Linked DNA regions of Homo sapiens: region 1 is linked to region 2. Evidence: chromatin loops called from intact Hi-C (ENCODE). Cell type or tissue: Calu3. All regions are shown on one strand. Each heading gives the region's core, and the rest is flanking DNA. Links, peaks and the distances in the headings are about the cores only.

Evidence for each region. Peaks named below come from ENCODE experiments on the same cell type or tissue, not always from the same donor. Only the 100,000 strongest peaks of a DNase experiment are listed, where the experiment ranks them.
Region 1: it touches region 2 in a loop (2.2-fold over the local background); 6 of 110 quality-filtered maps call a loop at or near these places.

Annotation. Positions count from the first base shown.
Region 1 is chr1:158,999,524-159,002,560 of GRCh38, forward strand. It overlaps PYDC5 (pyrin domain containing 5), which reads right to left. Exons shown (of 1, transcript NM_001320010.2): 1 at 448-3,037. The coding sequence starts at 789. The coding sequence ends at 448. It also overlaps a transcript of IFI16 not described here. Among named protein-coding and RNA genes, the nearest start is that of PYDC5, 1.7 kb to the right of the region's middle. In Calu3, for the core only: no CTCF peak of the experiment used is centred there; DNase peaks (open chromatin) are centred at 398 and 1,298.
Region 2 is chr1:158,653,566-158,656,375 of GRCh38, forward strand. It overlaps SPTA1 (spectrin alpha, erythrocytic 1), which reads right to left. Exons shown (of 52, transcript NM_003126.4): 21 at 1,046-1,183. Among named protein-coding and RNA genes, the nearest start is that of SPTA1, 32 kb to the right of the region's middle. In Calu3, for the core only: no CTCF peak of the experiment used is centred there; no DNase peak of the experiment used is centred there.

The DNA of each region.
Region 1 (3,037 bases), core at 210-2,709, 350 kb after region 2:
AAGAACAAAACGACCTAGTATCCCAGTTTATTTTTTTTCCAGTGCTATGATTTCTTTCCTTTATCTTAAAATCTTTGGTAAACATGTAAATGAGGTTTTGAGAAGTTAAGATTGAAATTCCATGTTCATGTTCGCTGCAATTGAACTGGAGAAGTGAAAATATGACAAATGGAAGTGGCAGCCCTAAGGGCTGGAACAAGAGATGCAAACAAAGGCTGGGATGGATTTGTGGAATTTGTAACAAACACTTCCTAGGAGTGATTTCTCAGTAAAAGGGGGCAACGAGGCTGGTGTAGTAAGTTAGCAAACAAATTCCAGCAGCCTTCCCTGGGGGACTTTCATGCTGAAATGCAATCCCTAGTGTTGGAGGTGGGGCCTGATGGGAGGTGTCTGGATCACGGGGGGTGGATCCCTCATGAATAGCTTAGTGTCATCCCGTTTCCCTCATCAACATGCATTCCCAGAAATGCCATGAAAGGAAAGACCAAGTCTTGACTGAGAAACGGACCGGGCAGATGAGGGACTCCCACATATACCTGTTTCCTGCTCTTCCCGAAGACATTTTGCCACAAGCATATAATTCAGCTTCTGAAAAATACGGTCTTCCTCACTGCAGACACCATGCCAGCGTTTTAAATCAAGTTGGCTACTCGTGCTGTTTAGAGTATGCAGTTTGCCTGTGGCAATATTAAACTCATCTGGAAGAAAGCACTTAAACCTATCCAGTTCCTCATCGGTGATGTTATCCAGGCTGGTTAGCAAGAGTATCTCCTTATATTTACTCTCCATCTCACGACTTTTCAGCTTATAAGGGATCCAAACTATGTAAGATTATACCACCAAAAGTGATTCAACATTCAAAATGAAGCAAGGTGAGCTGTTACTATTTTTTAAAGGGAAAATAAAATGTTTACAGTACAGTAAAAGAGATTTTGGTGAAATATAAGAAATAACTTTTTAAGCAAGATAGTCCTTCTTCCTGGGAAAGACATCTTCAGAGGGTATACAACCACCTCCAGAATTCTTAGAAAATGGGATCCATTTTCCTGTTATTTTTAAAACAGAGTTATTCAGGCATAACTGACATACAACACAATGCACATATTTCACATGTGCAATTTAAATTTTTTGACATGTATACAGTAGATAAAGCTCAATTTTTCAATTTCTTCTTTCATGGATCATGTTTTTGGAATCATATGGTTTGGATATTTATTTTCCCCAAATCTCATGCTGAAATGTGATTCCCAGTGTTGGAGGTGGGGCTTGACGGGAAGTGCTTGGCTCATGGGGGTGGATCCCTCATGAATGGCTCAGTGCCATCCCCTGGTTGATGAGTGAGTTCTCCTCTGAGTCACAGAGATCTGATTATTTAAAGTGTGTAGCACATTGAAGACCTAATGTGACCAGTAACCCATTAGAAGAAAACAGGATAATCTCAATATGTTGAGGTAGGGGAAGGTGTCTTAAGCACAAAAGGTGCAAGTCAGGAAGGGAAAGTTTATTAAATTTGATTGCATGTAAACTCTAAATTTCTTTATAAAAAAGAAAAATTAAACATAATACTTCCAAATCCTGAAAGAAAACATAGGCAATGTATATAATTCAGAATGTGTGTAGAACTACATATTGTCCCATTTGTACAGCCCATGTGAAAAATGGACAATAGGTATGAATAACCACGTTACTCAAATGTCCAACACACATATGAACAGGTGCTCAAAATTACCAGTATTTAGTAATTTTACTTTAAAAGTAGCAACCTATATGGTAGAGGACTTGAGCCAAGAACAAGAAAGGATGTTTATGAGCTGAAGATAACCAACTGTGACTTTTAGGGGAGGCTCCCATTGATAGAGACAATGTTAATGAATTCTGAGTTATTACTTTTAATATGAACTTATTATTTTTTCCTATAGACAGGTGATAGCTAGAGAAACCCTATTTATACATGTAGAATTTATAAGCAAAAATTGAAAGTATTTATAAAGTATTTTAAGGGACATTTTCAAAATAAGGAACACATTTCAAATACTTAAAATGATTAAACTACATGAACGCCCCTGTCTTACCAGTGAAAGAAAAGAAGGAAATTTGCATTTCCTGAGCATCTATTATATGCTAAACACAGTCAACTCAGCATGTTTCCCTACTTATCTATAAGAATGCAACCCTCCTACAACCCTATTACGTGCTAACATTCACATATCAATAACAATTTATATATAAGAAAATTAAGACACCTTTTATCACATAAATATAAAATTTACATTTTACTCCATGATATCTGTTTACTTAAAACATATTTTAAAGTATTTGCTATAGGGTAAAATGTATACCCAAAGAAAATGCAGACAATTGATTTGGTGGCTTCATGTCCCAGGGGTGTACACACTGTAGTTGAGAAGTATGGTCCTGTACCATGCATAATAGCTGACACTGGGTAGCAACTTACTGTGTACAAAGTGCTTTCACATGAAGCCTGGAAGACACAAAGAAAAGAAAATGTTGAGGGAGCATATAATCATCTCTGAATGGGGATGATAATTCCTATCTCCAGGTTGTAAATACACAGTATGGTATGCCTGATACAAAACAGCTGGCATTTATTATAGTCTCTCAATTGTTACATTTTAAATTAGGTGGCATGAGTTACCTGGAACCAAACAGCTAGTAAAAGACAGTACATATTACTGAATTCAAGTCTTCTGAATCCAGGAGCTCTGCTTTTTCTTATGCCAACAGCCTGCTTATCATACAGAGAGTATGGAATGATTCTCTGTTTAAAAAAATTAAAAAAGAAAGAAAAAAAAAACTAGTGTTATTTGCTTCGAAAACACCAACCCTCAGATATATAGTAGTGTTATAATTGAAGCATTAGCAATTATTTTCTTTGTCAAATCATTTATTTCTTTTCAACCAGAATATTGGCAAAGCTTGCTCCTTCACTCTGTTCAGATTTCTGCTTGTTTTTTTCTAAGCTCATCCTTCAATGAACACATGCTGCAAAATAGCACGATACCGTTACTATTACCTC
Region 2 (2,810 bases), core at 311-2,810:
TTTTCATATATGACCAAGAAATGAAATGAAGAATTGCATAGACAAGCCCCTGAAATCAAGTAATCTGATACCTAATGTTAGACCCTTAACTTTGGAGAGATTTTCAAACACCCAAGACAGCTCTTTTAATGATGGGGCACTTTGTTCATGAGGAATTTACAAAAAACACATGGAGCCAGGCTCTAGCTGGATTTCTTGGCAGTGGAGCGTCTGTGTAAGAGGATATTGCACAAAAATTCTTCTCTTCTATTCTTCTTGCAGAGGTCTGAAAAATGTGAATTGCTCTGACATTCATATACCTGAGTGTTACTTTATTTTTTATTTTTGAACTGTTGCCACATCTACCAAAACCCTGAGGCTAATTTCCTCAAAAAATAATGAAGAGGCCTAGACAAAGAAAAAATGGACTGGCACACATTATTTGATAATGAAACATCTGCCGCTCCAAACATTTACTTGTCTTTGGAATAACTATAGCCCAAACTATTTTCTTTTCTTCTTAAGAATTTTTGTAGATTAATTAGGTATCAGAGTATAAAAAATTACTTCAGTTTTTATGAAAAATATATTTAAAAATCTCAACCAATATTTTATCACTGTTCTTCCAGGCACAAGATCTAAAGAAAATCAAGTTGACAAAAGACTCATCTTTTGGTAGGCTCCTTCTAACCCCAGACATTGTTATTTTATCACTAGAAATACTGGCACAGAAGAGGAACAAGCAAAGAGGAAGAAAGAAAGAGACAGCTTAGCCCTTTAAATATATTATAGAATTTCCACTCATACTTTCTATATCTTTGGGCTAATTATATAACTTCAATTCTTTATGATTTTAACTGCAACATTGGGATTATAATTCCAAAAGATATGTGTAGGATCCTGCAAAATATCTACAGGAAAAATACTACCTAATCAGTTATAGTTATTCAAGAAATAAAATAATAAAATAAATGTTAGATGGTAAAAATATGAATATCTGGCAGGATTGGGAGAGATGGTTCTGAAAGAGCCACTTTTTGATGGAAAGATTAGAAGGAAAAGTCACCTTATTGATGGAACTGAGCAGCGTTAAGACATCACCTTTCTTCATGGTGACTTCTCGGGGGCTGCGGGCCTGGAAGTCATATAAAGCCATGACCCTTTGTTCTCCAGCAACTCCCTCCACTGGTGCAGCCTGTTGTTGCTGAATAAAAACAGGAAGCAGGTGTCAGTCACGCACTGGAAATATCTCCCTGTACAGCTTACCAGGGGTGAGTAGTCCTTTAGGCTTCCCAGGAGAAAAGAGCCTCTGGCTGGAACCTCTTACGTGGCTGCAGAGATTAAAGTATGTGGTCTTCAGAGAGACTGCTCCATTCTGACACTTATCGGGGACAGGCAGGTTGGGAACTATAAACCCAAAGCAAGGAAGGAAATACATAATTTGTCAGAAACGTATTAAATGCTCTAAGCCATCAGTTCTTAAAATGGGAGGAGTACATTTTAAGAAGTGTACTCCCTTAAGAAGGTCCAACAGGATTATACACATCAACATTTCAAAAAATTGTTTGAGAAAGTGAAAAGACCCACTCTCTGTCGTCACCTTTCCCTGTACCTCCAGTGATAATTCTTCCCACTCCTTCTGGCCTTTAAGTTACTATGTCAGGAGCTCCGGACCTTCTATTTGAGATATGAGTGATCAATAGCACAGGAAAGGCCACAGAATTTTAAAAACTGAGAACATTAACTGAGATCATTAAAAGTATCTTGTGTCTCAGTTTAGTAAGCAGCCTGCATTCTAAGGTAGAATTTTCTCTGATTTTTACTTTCTGCCAATTTCATGTCTCTGAGAAATCAAGCAAAACATAACCCCTCTTCCTAAGGAATGACCCACCCCTTCCTCAGGTTGGAGTTGAATATGCACCTCCACCGACAGAGCCCTCTAATTTCATCTCCTTTAGGTAACATGTTTCCTCATACCACACAATATATAAATCCTTCTGTTCTTGTTTAGGCACCCACTGTGCAGAGCCTGGTGAAGGCACAGTATAGGAGGTCTGTAAATATACACTGATTTGACAGACTGAGTCTACGTCTTTTGTTTACTCTGAATGTGTGGATTAACAACCTCTCATTAGAAAGAATTCCTTGAAGGTAAGAAGTGTGTCTCTTTTTTTCTACCACTACATATAGTAGACATTGTTATAACATTTATTTGATTCCAGTTCAATTAATCTTCATGACACCCAGTTTTGCCCTGTACCTGAGCCATTCTCATATTCTCAACCAATTGCATCTTCCATTCTCACATTCTTAACCAATTGCATTTTCCACAAAACTTGATTGTTTTGTGCCTCAGTGCATTTGCTCTCATGGTTTATTGACTAGAAAAACGCTTATCCTCTTTCTCTGCACAGTAAACTACCCATCTGTCTTTCCTTAATAATTCAGATCAGGCGGTTTCCCTTAGCTTACAAAAATTTTCCTGTTTTCCAGTACTGTTATTTCAAGAGAACACAAGAGGCCTTTCTTTGAGACTCTTTGTCCTGTTCATACATCTATTATATGCACTTACTGTTAAACATCTGGCCTCCTAATAGACTGTAATTTTCCTGCAAATCAGGATTTTTTATTCATACTTACATATAGTAGACATTTAATAAGTTTTGGCATTAAAAATTAAGAAACAAAAGAAGGGAGTAAAGAAGAAAGATAAGAAGGAGAGACATAAATGAAGAAAAGTAAGAAAGAAAGAAGGGTAGAAATATAAAAGGAAGGAAAGAGGAAAGCCAAAAATACATCAATGAAGACATGATACCATTTATCAAAAACCT